Regions from separate parts of the Homo sapiens genome. Here region 2 is linked to region 1. The links are chromatin loops, found by intact Hi-C in ENCODE. Cell type or tissue: gastrocnemius medialis. All regions are shown on one strand. Links, peaks and the distances in the headings refer to the core of each region. The heading gives the core; the rest is flanking DNA.

What was found. Hi-C counts contacts between places; a loop is a spot of excess contacts. Peaks named below come from ENCODE experiments on the same cell type or tissue, not always from the same donor. Only the 100,000 strongest peaks of a DNase experiment are listed, where the experiment ranks them.
Region 2: a loop joins it to region 1, with 2.2 times the contacts of the local background. A loop is called at or near these places in 2 of 110 quality-filtered maps.

The regions. Positions count from the first base shown.
Region 1 is chr9:106,672,003-106,680,181 of GRCh38, reverse strand. LINC01505 (long intergenic non-protein coding RNA 1505) reads right to left here. Exons shown (of 7, transcript NR_104145.1): 6 at 7,243-7,313; 7 at 380-624. It also overlaps the pseudogene RN7SKP77. Among named protein-coding and RNA genes, the nearest start is that of LINC01505, 60 kb to the right of the region's middle. In gastrocnemius medialis, for the core only: no CTCF peak of the experiment used is centred there; a DNase peak (open chromatin) is centred at 4,221; H3K27ac peaks cover 2,443 bases.
Region 2 is chr9:106,724,716-106,731,264 of GRCh38, reverse strand. No RefSeq gene overlaps it. Among named protein-coding and RNA genes, the nearest start is that of LINC01505, 110 kb to the right of the region's middle. In gastrocnemius medialis, for the core only: no CTCF peak of the experiment used is centred there; a DNase peak (open chromatin) is centred at 4,994; H3K27ac peaks cover 2,500 bases.

The DNA.
Region 1 (8,179 bases), core at 3,077-5,576:
CACAGCTACTCGTATACCCTTCACTGAAGACTGGCCCTCCTCTATTGGGGATGGTCATCCTCTTCAACCAAGCATGCAGCTTTGGGAAGGACACACATGGAGCGGTGAGGGAGGAAGGGGACATCTGCCCAGACAGCCAGATCAGCTGAATCAACCCTGGTGATCAGTGGGTGGCAGATGTCACAGCCAGATCACCCTCACATTCAAGAATGTAGACTTTGAAATCAGGCAAACTGGTGTTCAAATGTTGACTATGCTGTTCACTAGTGTGTGTGAGGTTCTGGGCAAGTTATGGAACTTCTCTGAGCTTTAATTTCTTCCTATAACAAACAGGAATAAAAAGATAATTGTGAGAAATAAATGAGATAAATATGAGATATTTTGATTCATAGTAACTTTATTATGATTCTTTACTATTGTTTGGAATTGGTGTTAGCCTTCTACTTTGTTGTGTCTTTTCTCTTCAAATTCTCATCAACTGTACTGACTTTTTCATTTCCAAAATAAAGCAGGCTCCCTGGCTCCTGCGTTGCCATTAAGTTTCACTGGATAACATCAAGATGGACTTTCTCAAGGCTATGAGGGTATTTTTGGCCACCTGTTCCCTTGCCTCAATGTTCTCATCTGCAAAATGAAAGCAGAGCTACTGTGAACTTCCAGAAAGGTGTGGAAGGTTTGCTTAGCTTTTAACTGTAAGTGCTGGCCATTTAATTGTGTGCCCACTTCAGGATGCAGGGAAAACCCACGAGGACCCAGGAAGTCACTCTTCACTAGGTCCTTGAGGCCTTCTGGGTAATATGTTGGGCTGAGAGCTGCATTTAGACTGTCAGTCATACACTGAGATGGAAATTCTCATTGAACCTTTGAGTTTTTATGAAGCACCATGTGGGAGGCCCTCTGCTAGAAATCGACTTTCGGAAGTGAAGAAGACATGGGCCCTATCTTTAAGGAGGTCACAGTTTAATAAGGGGGGAGGGTGATGAGAGAATTCTTCCTGGAGGATGTTCCACTAGCTAACTTATGGGTAAAAGGAAAGAAATAGGCAGAGAAGAGAAGGAGTGCTGTTTAAGAAGCAAGGGCTCCATACATCTATGCAGGGAAGTGAGAGAGAGAAAGGAGGCTGGGGAGGCGGGTAGAGAGACTGGGGAAGAGTTGGAGGGTAGAAGTAGGCAGATGGCAGTAGAAAACAGGGCTATATAGGTAGGAAAGGGTTAAGGTATGGAAAACTTTTAAGCCAAACAAAGGAGCTTGGACTGAGGGCCACGGAGAGCCTCTGAAAGATTTTAGTAGTGAGTGACACAGTCAAATAAGCATTTCAGAAAGATCACTCTTACTTGCATAGAATCTATTGAAATTGGACAAGAATAGAGGTGGGGAGAAATGATGGGAGGCTGATGCAGTGATCCCAGTAAGAAATGAGGTTGGCTTGAGCGACAGCGACAACAGGAAAAGGCACAGAATTCAGGGATGTTAACAGGCAGAGCGGGCAAGTTTTATTAATCAATTTGTATAAGATTGGTGAGGGAGCTGGGTCAATAGTTATACCTAGTATTCTGGCTTAGGCAAAATGTGCTGATAGCTTTCCATCAATTAGAAATTCAGAAGAAGGAGGAGGAAAGAGAATGAGTTAAGCTTTACATTTAAGTGTGAGGAATGCAGAGTTTGGGACTATGTAGGGTGAGCAGAAGTGTTCATGAGGCAGCCAGGTGGAAATGTGCATGCAGCAGACAGTAGTACTCACTTGTGGATGACAAGAGGGAGCAGGCTGCCATCAGCATCAGGTGGTGGCTAAAACCACATGCATATTGGAATGAATTCATTTGTTAAAATGAAGTTTAAACCAATTGAATGACTAAATAAAGGAAAGAAGGAAGTCACCCAGGGAGCAAGCAGAGGGAAGAGAGAACAGGGCTTAAGGTGGGAATTGTTTTCTGTCTTAGCAACCATAAACATCACCTTGTCAAGACTATTCAGTTTGGTTGTATCAGACTGAAGATGGAAAAACACTTGGTAAGCTACAGACATTATGCAATTCAACTCTCTAAAGACTGGCAGATTTTTAAAAATGCTATGTTTTGCTATCTTTGCAGCCAAGTTGAGTTGTAGCATGTTGAGTCTCAGCGATTGTATAATCTGATGGTCAAACAACCAAAACTGGTAAAACAAAACAAAACAGAACAGGCGGGTTTCCTGACTCAGTCATGACATGGATACAAACATGGCCATGAAAACTGAAAGCAACTGCCTCAGAAGTGCTGACCTACTCCACGGCTGGGCCTATTCTGCTCAGATTTGGAGACCCTTAATCCTAAAATATTTGCTGTCTTTCGAATAGCTCTTGGCAAGATGCTCAGAAGCAGTGCAAAATTTCAGTGTAAAATGTGATCTATTTCTCAGTTTCGTATTTGAGAAGCGACACTTGCATATAGGCTGCTACATGTCTCCGCTCACCCTACATAGTCCTAATCTTTATCTCCCTTCCACTTCCCAAATGCCAGGCTGGTGTCAGAATGGATAGAGGATTAGCAGGAAAATTCTCTCTCGTCAGCCCTGTTCCAACAACACCACAGAACTATTGCATATTCTACCTTTGCTGCAGGCTGAGTGGCTACTCTTCCTTTGAATAGGACTTAAGTGCATGGCGGGAGTCATGCAGTGGGAGTTATGCAGTGGGAACCATCACTGTGTCTCAGAGAGAAGAATTCGGCCTTAAATGATGGGGCCAGAAGTCACACTTGGAGTTTCCAATTGTTCTGTTTTTCAGCCCCCCAAAAGCCTGCAGCTTTTATAAGGAGCTCTCTCCAAAAGCAAACTATACTAGTATTTTTTTTTTTTTTTTTTTTTTTTACTTTAAACAAGAATGTTCTTTGGTTACTCAAAAACACATGAAAAGCAAGAGGGGAAAAATGGATTGGTGCTTCAGTGGGTTTTCCATGCTTGTTTTCTGACACCGTGAATTTAATGCATGTCCAGGTGTCTGCACAAATCAGAGTAGCTAGTATAGTCTGAGCTCTGGGTTTTGTTTTGTTTTGTGCAGTTTTAAGGAAATCCAAAAAAGGAACTCAGCTGTGTTATCTCCTATAAATTCAGGCACTGCTGAGAAGAGTTTTACTTATATGAGGGTCTGGGGATCCTCTTTGGAGGGATCAGTAACTCAGTAATTAAGAAATCAGTAACTCAACAAACCAGCTGATGGGTGTGTCTCATTTTTGTCCCAACCATGGAGAATAAAAATCACATCTTAGTGTCACAGGAAGTGGGAAGGAACTCTTCTTAAAAGAAGAAAGTTAGGGCCGGGTGTAGTGGCTCACACCTGTAATCCCAGCACTTTGGGAGGCTGAAGTGGGTGGATCATCTGAGGTCAGGAGTTCGAGACCAGCCTGGCCAACGTGGTGAAACCCCGCCTCTACTAAAAATACAGAAATTAGCCAGGCGTGGTGGTGGGTGCCTGTAATTCCAGCTACTTGGGAGGCTGAGGCAGGAGAATCACTTGAACCCTGGAGGCTGAGGTTGCAGTGAGCCGAGATTGTGTCATTGCACTCCATCTCAAAAAAAATAAAAAAGAAAAAAAAAAGTAGAAGGTCAAGGTGCACATCTTGGTCCAAAAGTAACAACAATGAAGAAAAACTATTGTGTCTTTTTATATGATAGGTCCTGTCCTGGTGTTTTATAAGCTATGATGCAGTTATTATTACTCTCCCTATTTTACAGAAGAGGAAGATGAGGCACAGGGAGATTATTTCCCTTGCTCAGGTTCACTCAATCAGTGGAAAATGAGCTTGAACCCAGGTCCATCTGACCCCACGTCTGGGCTCCTATCCACTAAGTATACTAGAAAAGAGAAGAGTTATGTGGAATAGAGCATGATTCCATACATTTTAAATGTCTTGAACTCCCAGATTAGTAAAAGCGTTCTAGGATGCCACTTCCAGGGTAGTCTGAATGAACTGAAGACAAGATTGTATAAATAGATTCTACTCAATTAGGGCTGGCAAGAGAACTAATCACAAGTCTGCTCTGTGATCTAAGTCTTGAGTGCAATACACATAAGGAGAAATATTCTGTTCCCCAAACACACATCTCTGTCCTTGCTCTAGTGTGGTGATTATGAAGGAGAACAGGGCAGTGGCTAGAACTCTGTCAACACTGGCGATATCAAATGGCATAGCAGGAGCTGCAGGAACAAAAAGCCCAGGCCCCACATTCAGTGTGACTCTGGAGAGTCACCACGAGGGAGCCAGGAGTTGAGTCATGATTGTTCCTGAGTCAGTGCAGGAATCCTGAAATAAATAGGAGCTAATGACTTCAGTGGAGCGGGAGCACCTGCGTTTTTGCTCAAAGAGATTTCCCCATTGCTTGCCATGGACTGTCCAGATTGCCTTTGATATTCCTTGAACATACCAGTCTGTTTCCACCTAATGACCTTGTTGCAACTCTTCCCAGAACTTCACCTGAAAGGATCCTTTGTGGCCTCCAGGTCATAGTTTTGATGTCTTTCCTTTAGAGAGGCACTGTCTAATCAAATCAACAGCCTTTTCCCAATGCTCATGTCCCAGTCACTCTTGGTCACATAACCCTGATTTATATTTCCACAGCACTTAAATTATCTTGTTCCATTTATTTGTTTCCATATGTTTAGTATCTCTCCCCTTCCATTGGCATGTAGGCTCCATTGTTTCAGACACCTCATTTGTTTTGCTCAGCGCCATATACCCCAGTGCTCGTAATAGTCCCTCCTTTAATAAATGCTCAATAAACACCTCTTGAATGAATGGATGGATAAATGAATCAATGAATGAAATAGAACTGTGTTGTTATTATTATTATGATCATATTGTGCTACCAAGCCCTCAATGACTGGGGGAAACGTGTGGTCCTAGATGTCTAAGATCCAGACAATCCACTCAGTAACTGATTGAGAGGAGAAAAATAATAATCAGGGAGAGAGCACACCTTCGGTAGGCTGAGGCCATTGCACATGCTAAATCATGTAACTACTGCAGATGAGGAAATGTAGGCATAGCTACATAGCTGAGAAGTATAGAGAGCAGAGATGTGCACTGGAATCTCTGGCTCCAACTCTTTTTCTTTGCAAATGGAAGGCTGGGGATGAGGGCCAAGTATAGTTTTAAGTATTTCAATATTTTCCCTATTGTACAAATTGTTCATAGAAAAGTTTGGTAACTTGTGTAAAGTTACTTAGCTAAGAAGTAACAGGGGAACTTCAAGATCTATGTCCCTAATGACTAGGATATAGAATCATCTTCCAGAAAAGATGACAAGGAAAGTTTTCAGAAGAGGCAGCAGAGAATCTGGGACTATCAGGATGGGGATTCTGGGAAGGACACTCCAACATTCCAAGCTAAGGGTACTGCCTGAGCTAAAGCCTGCTGTGTTCTTTTCCTGCTGCCTGACATTCTTACTGATCTGCCTGAAATCCATATATTCTTGGAAACGTTGCTGCCTCTGATTTCTGTATAAATGACACAGCCCAGACTGGAGTAAACAGGATTCATGAAGGCCATTGGTTCTCCTTGAGCCATTTTATCTGTGCTGTCTGTGAACCAGACTCATAGAGTCCTGAGTGCATGGCCAGGTGTGGTCCAGCCTGGAGGTTCTGCCCTGTGAAGTGTGCAGGTATGTCTTCTGAGTGGGAAGTGGTTATAAGCACCCATTTTCATTTCATCTGTAACAATTAAATAGCCTCACAGCAGCCCCTGAGTTGCTGATGGGCTCACACCCCATTGCCATGTAATCACATCTAATCTCATTGAGCTCTGCTCAAAATAGCCATAATTGGTGGTTTTATCCAAATCAATAAAGACAGCTTCTACATATTGATTATCATCCAGGGTATAAAATCATCATCAGTTACCTGGAAAAGAGAAACAGCCTGCCAAGGGAAAAGGTCAGATATTCCATCTGAACAGAGGAGGGAAGGGGGAGGCGGAACCAGTGAGTTTTAAGGTAATAGTATCAAATTACCTGAAAATGCACACAGTATATTCTTGTAATTTGCAACAACAGAGAGCCCAGAAATAGGTCAATCATTTAAGTGAGTCTTCAAGTTTTCTCTTAGCGATGTGCTGAGCTAGCTTGCATGAGCAGTCTTAAAGGGGCTGGAGCCAAGCTACAGAGAGCGAGAGAGCCATGGGGCTCACAACAGTGGTACAATTTCAGTCAAAGAGATGGCTCAAGCCTATTTCTTTGATCCAATTAATGATCAACAGAGATTCTCAGCCACTGTCATGAGTGATTATGGGAAAAGACAAAGGAGGGGGGTGAATAGACCTTTCCATTTGAGCACCCAGGACATGGAGAGTGGGAGGAACTCACCTCCAAAATGATTGTGAGGCATTTTCCACAATAGCAATGGAATACGGAGCCTGCCCAGTTCTAAAGTTTATACTTCTAATTGCAGAATTAAAAATGAACACACTGTTTACTTATTACAAGATAGAACTCATTGTCCCAGTCTTCTTTCTAGCAAATATTGAAACAAAAATTGCATAAAATCATCCAATATCATTAATGGAAGACACAATGACAAGAAGAAAATCCACTCACAATACTGCCACTTCAACATATTAAAACTGGTCTTGGGCAATTCCTGAGTCCAGTTTCCTCTTCCGTTAAATGGAAATAGCAGGGATGACCACAAGATTATTAGAATTTGACTTTTAAAAATTCATTTATGAATGTCCTCTTAAAGTCCTTGCCTAAATGACTAAATCATTTTCATATAGCTGTGATTATTATAGAAATATAAGTGGCTATCACCTTTATCCTTTCCCTTTTAGTTCTTTCTTCATAAATACGCCATTTTAAGAGCTGCATACAATTCTATTAAGTGAATATTTACTTAATTAATCTCCTGTTGTGAGATATCATCTTTCTACGATAGATAATATTTCAAAGAATGTCTATGGCACAAAATTTACTATTTCTTTTGGATTATTTTCTCAATATAATGTGGAGAAGTGGGGTTTTTATGTCAAGGGTATTGTGATACCACAACCAAGGAATTAGAAAGGCTTAACCTGCCAGAAAAAATCCTATGAATGATTTTACTAGAGGGAAAATAGTCAAACCCAAAGGTAGTTTGTAATGCAAGAGTATTAGGTAGAAAAATCAGTACAATTTCCATTTTACAGATGAAGAAAATTGAGAATTTGGAGAGACTGTTTAAGAATAGACAAATATTAATACAATAGTCAAGAAGTAGACACAGCCTTCGCTTACCACAGGTGTTTGTTGAGGAGAAGAGGGCTCATCAACTCTATTCTTGTTGTGTTCTGGGCTGGATGGCTGCACTGGGACAGTGGAAAGAAAACAAGATGTTGAGGGGAGGGAACGTGGTTATGTAGCTTGACAGAATAGTATCTGCAAATGGCTGACTCTACTAGTAAAGATCAATTGTGACATGCCCGTTATTGATAGCTAGGTTTTCATCCCTCAAAGTGGAGGATTCCAGCCCTCCCATTTTGTGTGATGATTGAATAGGGTTCCTGCCAGGTAAAGATTTTTTTACTTCCGTGTACTTCTATGTTTTCTTTCATGGAGGTGAAAAGAGAGGTTAGATAATCTTTACCTGTTTTATCTAACTTAATTATTGCAATTATAACTTTGAATGAGTTCCTTGGGGAGATTTGGTTTATGAATAATGACTATATTTTTAATACATTGCATTACTCCAAATAAAAAAAAATCAGCAAAATAAATGAACAAAATAAAATGAGATCACCAGAGGCTTTTTTTTTTTTTTTTGGTTGTCACTCTTCAAAGTCATGGATTTGATTGTATTTGTTTTCATAAACTAATGTATTCCTAGATGACAATATTCAATATGAACCTAGAAAGTCTGTAGTCTTCCAAATATGTGGGTTACCAACAAATAGGACAAAGCCAAAGCTGGTGGATTACTGCTACTAAGCCTAGAGTTTTATCATTAATCCTGACTTCCTCTCGCTATATCCATTTTCTCTGAAATATGGATCTATTACCATGACTTCAGTTATATTTTCTATGTAGATGACTACAGTATCCACATCTCCAGCCAGAACCTCTCTCAAGTTTCAGACTGGTAGAGATGGCCATCTATCTGCTATCTCCCATGGGATATTTCTTGAGTACTTGCAACTCAACTCAACTTTTATCTTCCTCTGTATTTCATCCCCTA
Region 2 (6,549 bases), core at 3,507-6,006, 51 kb before region 1:
TACTTTTCTTCTATTCTTTCCCAAATAGTAGTTGAAAGCTTGTTAGGGACTCAAGCCCTGCACCATACCCGGAGGGTTGATGTACATACAGAGATGAACAGGAAACCATTTCTCTTCAAAGTGCCTAGAGATGATGCATAATTAGTTGAAATTCAGGACAGTAGGTATTATACTGGAAGCAGATACAGGTTTTTCTGGGAAGGGCACCAGACTTAGGCCAGGGTATTGGGAAGGAGCAGGGGCCAGGTGAGAAAATAGTTTTAGAAGTGGTGGACATTTGAGATCATTCTTAGCAGACAGCTAGGAGTTAGTTGGAAAATAGGGTGGAGGACCTTGTGGGCAGGGGAACACTCCCATGTTTAAAAACAAGAAAAGTGTGATGGGACAGTTGCATCTTGGGGAAGACAAGATATCCAGTATAACTGGGGTAAATGATGTGAGCTGGGAAGATCCAGAAGATGAGATGGTTGGAGATATGGTAGGAGCCAGATGGAGAAGAACAGTGCAATATATTGTCCTGTGGGCAGTCATTGAAAGCTTCAAGAAGAGAGCCACATAATCCAATCTACTATTTAGAAAGATCTTTCTCAACAGTAGTGTGGTCCCACCCACTCCCAGCAGATTAAAAAATCATGTATCTTTATATTTGGCTTTTCCAAAACATTATTTCAGGCTGTGAGGTCTGGCGAGGGCTGATGGCCTCAGATGTGGGAACAAAGTGAAATCTCAAGGTATTTGACTCTGACAGTATTGCAGAAGTCCCTTCACCTCTTGTCTAAGGTCTCTGTTTATAAGACTCCCCCCGCTGCCCCGCAAAAAAAAAAAAAAAAAAAAAAAAAAAAGAATGAGTAAACACCATTGGAGCATCTTAATTGTTGGGAATTTTCTATTACTGTAGTGATGATAGGTAAGCCAATTCCTTTGTTTTCAAGGTATAAAAGTAAAAGAATCCTGAAAATGATGGCAGTTCAGAAAATATTCATTATTCTTAACTATGACTTCTCAACCTCGGCACTGTTGGCATTTTGGCTGAATAATTCTTTTTTGTGAAGGGCTGTCTTACAATAAATAGTTTAATAGCTTCCCTGGCCTCTACTCACTGGATGCCAGTAGAAAATCTCTTCCAACTGAGGACTATCAAAAATGTCCCCAGACATTGTCAAATGTCCCCTGGGGGACAAAACTGCCCCCTGTGGAGAACCAGTTTTAAACCGTATGATTGGAAGTATTGTTGACATGAAGAAACTCAGATAAGATTTAGCCAAGGTGTACTCAGCAAATTCTTCATGTGTTTAGAGTCACATAGGGAGGGACTGATGGCATCTGATGCCAAGTAAATTCCAGTGTTGACTCCAGAAACATCCCCTCTCTGCACTCTCAGGCTCCTGCTAATTATGAGACCACCCCTTCCTTTCCCTCATCTCCAAATGACTCTAATGTGTTATCATGGCACAGATCCTACTTTCTCTCCAATTACAAGATCAGATGGACATTTTTCAGTTTGGCTTTCAAAGCTGGTTGCTCCTCAGAGACAGCTTTGCTAAAAGCATTTAATGATCCTTGAGGTAGCCAAGCTTTAGAGGTGCCTATCTGTGGCACTGGGCAGGATGGGGAAGCTATCCGGGGTTCTGTTAACCTTCCAGGGTTACTGCATCTTCCATTTCTCTGTCCTCCCAGAGTGAGGCCTGCTGGTTTTATTTCGGTTTTGCATTTCAGATTCCTGTTTTATAGGATGCCAGCAGCAATGTTTCAGACATTTCTAGGCATTGCATGAGGCTGCTTTTCCCCAGTTAGGTCTTGGGCACTGTAGCACAGCTTCACATATTAAAATTAGGATATCTTGGAGTCACCATTAGGCTGGTGACTAGACTTCACACCCCTTGAGAACAAGGACTCAGTCCTATTTCTTTGATTTCCCAGTGCTTATACTTAGCCGCCCTGCTGGTTGCTGAAAATGCGTATCTTCCAGGACACACAGGAGTCTTGGCCTTGCCACATTTGTCAGCAATGTGGGTTGTCTCGTCATCTGGAACCTACATTATGGTTGTGAACCCACGTTTTACCTGGAACCTTCAGCAGGGAAAGTGTACGCTATTTTTAACAGTGTCCCTTTTTTTCCTAACATGGTTCTTTAACAAGGTCGTATCATTATCAGTTATTTAATATTTCTAAAATTAGAAATCATCTCACTGCTGTGGTAGCTCAAGCTTCAGGCCAGACTCTTTGAGCCTTCTCACACTGGGGCTATTGATACAGCCTCGTGGTGAGTCTTCCCGCTCCTTCTTTTTCTAGTTTATGGTTGGATTCAAAATTCAGCCAGGCTAAACTTTTTGCTCTCTTTTGGTCAGGATTTATACTTATTTAAGGCACCGCAATAGCCACTTTTAAGCTAAAAAACTGGGATATAGCAGCCTGGTTGGAAGTCAACATTCTTACTCAGTGGTCTTATACTTAACTAGCTCAAATAGCTCTCTGACTAGCCTAGGGAAAAGGCCATGCAGTGAAAGGGAGTGGAGTAATGATTCTCTCCAAAGTGGCCCTCCCTGCTGCTCCCTCATAAATTCAACATGTATTTGGGGATAATTAAGAGGGGGCAAAGTGGAAAGCAAGTAGAAGGAAGACAAGGGAAGGGAAGATGCATGCAATCCTTCACAAAGACCTTTCATCACCTGCAGTGTGCCAGTCCCTGTGCTAAGGCCTAAAGACAGTATTATATATGGCATGGCCCTGCCCTCACCAAAGTCATAGTTCACATGAAAAGGACAGAATGAGAGCAAAAGCATCATTAAGACTATATGAAAGCACTTCCTGGAACAGAAAGAACTTTGACTATCTCAACTAATCTCTACATTGTATAGGTACTATCAGTATGCTTATTTTACAGAGGCGAAAACTGTTGCTTGGACAGATTAAGTAATGTGTCCAAGGTTACTTTTCTGATAAAGGATAGAGCCAGCTCTGGAGCCCAGATCTTCTGACTGCAAGTCCAGTGATCTCAGCAGTCAAAAGAAGAAATCTCACCTTCCCGCCTGTGACCAGCCTCCCTCCTCCACCAACAAGCCCTCTGTGATATCTCAGTATTGATGTCTTGGCAGTGTCTTTGGTCCTTGTGCCATGTCTAAAGACAATATTTACTTCTCCTCCCGTAGGGCTCCTTGCTGGCAAAAGGATTGCTCTTCAGACGTGCTGGAAAAAGATCCACAGCACACCTTCAAGGACAGCCTTAAAGCAGGAGTCTCAGGGTGGTTATTGATTACCCTGTTTCCATTTCCCATTGTGGAGCACCATTCTCAAACACCTGCAAGGGCTCTGTGGCCATAAATCAGCTCCTTGTAATAGTAATTAATATGGTGACCCACACAGGGTGAATTCTCCTTTTCCAAAGAACCTAAATAAGTGGGTCATAGAGATGAACATAACTGAAAAATGAGGGGGAACCTCCTTAATGCAAATACATTGTTTTTTTTTCTCCTGAGGAGAAATGAGGAAGGTTTACTAGCCTAAAAATGACTATCACACTAGAAAATAAGTACAAAAAGAAGTGTATAACATTAACATTTTCAATTTGCATGAACTACTTAACCTAAGTCACAGGGAGAAAACTGCGTGAAAATTTTAGCATTATGTGTAAAACATAGTAGGCATTCAGTAAATATTTGTTTTATAGTGAATGAACACATGGCCAAGTAATCCACTCAAGGTGGAAAAACTTTACTGGCTCAACTGGGCATTTTGACTATATTATGAGAAAAACAACTACTATGATGGTTAATACTGGGTGTCAGCTTGATCAGATTGAAGGATACAAAGTATTGACCCTGGGTGTGTCTGTGAGGGTTTTACCAAGGGAGGTTAACATTTGAATTAGTGGGCTGGGTAAGGCAGACCCATCCTTAATCTGGGTGGGCACCATCTAATCAGCTGCCAGCACAGCTAGAATATAAGCAGGCAGAAAAATGTGAAATGAGAGACTAGCATAGCTTCCCAGCCTACATCTTTCTCCCATGCTGGATGCTTCCTGCCCTCGAACATCGGACTCTAAGTTCTTCAGTTTTGGAATTCGTGCTAGCTCTCCTTGCTCCTCAGCCTGCAGCTGGCCTATTGTGGGACCCTGTGATTTTGTGAGTTAATACTTAACAAACTCCTCTGTCTCTCTCTCTCTCGCTCTGTGTATAGATATATACATCTATATATATATATATATAGAGAGAGAGAGAGAGAGAGAGATGGAATATATATATATATGTTCCATTAGTTCTGTCCCTCGAGAGAACCCTGACTAATACAACAACCACAAAAAATCCACCAGACTCACTGATTTTTTTCCCCCCAATAGAACTAGCCCAGTGGTGAGTGTGTGTTTGGAACAATTAGAAATTAAATGAGATTTTCGACTTGGTGCACACACCAATTGATATACATGCCCTATGATTACTCTGTGGTGCAGTGAGAAAAAAATGCAAGGGATTCAGAGTTAGAAGAGTTGGGTTGAAGCCCCAGTTCTGCCTCTTAGCAACCGTGAAACTTTGGGACAATCATTTAACCTCTCTGAGACTGGGTCTTCTCCTCTGAAGATGGAGATAACATAAACAGAGAATTGAGTCGGCAAATGGGGTTGACAATGTCTGTGGAAGTGAGCTGTCCATCATAAACTGGGATGCAAATATAGATTGGGATTCATGTTATGAATCACCAGTGTCATTAATATCATATTAATGGAACAAATGACCAACTTTTTAATTATGGTGTTAATAACTATGAACATTAATTAATTTGAAGTCGCTCCAGTCATTGCTTAGATAAGTTACCTTTTGAAGCTGGAGGAAAACTTTCCTAAATGTCACTGGAAAACCAAGGGAAGTGTGGGTTCCATTCACCCTCTGGGACCATCATGGTTATTTTGGGATCAGTCTTGGCTGACAACATCTGAGTGAAGAGCACTGATGGTTTCCCTACAATGTGTTGCAATCAGAGGATATGGGACAACTGACTTCAGTTGGAACCAAACCAGAGCTGTGTGCTAGAGTTGCAGTTTGCCTATGTGTGCAGATTCTTTCCTACAGCCAACTCCAAATAGGAGATAGAGTGCATGCTTCTGTCCCTAGCAGAACCCTATTTGCTGAAGGGCAGCCAGAAAGTGAGGAGACGCTCTCAGGCTTCCTCAATTTGTTCTAACACGCTTTTCTCCCAGTGGATGTATGGATTAAGAAGTCTGGGTGAAAGATTAACACAGGGCCAGGCTAGATAGAAAATGGAGACTGGGGGTTTTACCAAATCCTCCCTATTTCTGATCTTCAGGAATTGGATACTGGAATGGAGTAAGAACATAAACAGATATATTTCAAGTTGTAAGCCCCCTCCTTCATTCTCTTAAAAAAGCTAGTTGTTAATCTCCTTTGCATCTTAAATTTTATTTTACATAGAAGCTTTATCTTTGCCACCATTTCAATAATTTGTATCCCTGCTAGCTCTGCTTCACTTGATCAAACTAACCTGGAAAATTTGTGAGCTATTAAGAGAACATACCATTTCCTTAGGGAGCCATTTATTCTCATCCTCACTGATAATAGAAAGTCCTTTTCTGGGTTTGATACTAGCCTTCTCAATCCATACTGGGTGTGTTTTCTTCCATTGCCGGTTGTTCTCAAGCTATCACTTTCAGTCTTGTACAAGCAGAGGTGGGATATGCTTCATGGACTCATTTTGGGCTCTGTTTTTATGATTGTCAGCAATGTGGATAAGGCAATGGAAATAAATGGTGTTGGATCATCAGTTTAATTGGTGACTAGAAAAAGAAAACACGAAGTGCGTCTATTTTCCTTCTTGTTTGGAATTCAGAATGGGTTTATAAACAAACTTTCTTATAGAAGTTATCCCCAGACTTTCTTATTTCCCACTTCAAGTCTAAGTTTGAAAATGGAGATGTCTCATAGGCACATATAGAAATATTGTCTAATTCCCTACGTGTTTAAAATTAAGACTATTAACATCCCTCACTTACTAGTTGTCCCTCAATGGATCTACATTGTTCCTGTCATCCCATTTAAAATTCCAGAGTCTTCTATAACTCCTCTCTCATTCTACATATATGGTGTTTGATTGGCCTATGTCTGTTCTTGTAGTTATTATTATTTTTTGCCTTCCAATATTTATCCACCTAGATGATGCCATTATTACCTGCACTGAGTCAACCGAAAGGGCCTCTTCACTGGTCACTATGGTGCTATGCTTTCTTACTCCAATCAGTCCTTCACCTCGCCTTGAGATCAGTCTTCCTTCTGAAAGCAACACTCTGCTCATGCTCTTCCCTGCTCTAAATATCACTAATTTCTCATTTCTAGTAAAAAAGGCCAGACTCGTCAGTGTAAGATTTAAAGTCATTCATATCTCGTCCCAGCCTGCTTATACTTTTTCAAGACTTTCCCCCTCCATTCCTCTAACACCCAAACACAGTGATTCAGTCATTCCTTAAAATAGCCTGGTACTTTTTGCCTCCACATTTTTGCTCATGCTTTTCTCTCTTCCTGGGATTCCATTCTCTTACATCCT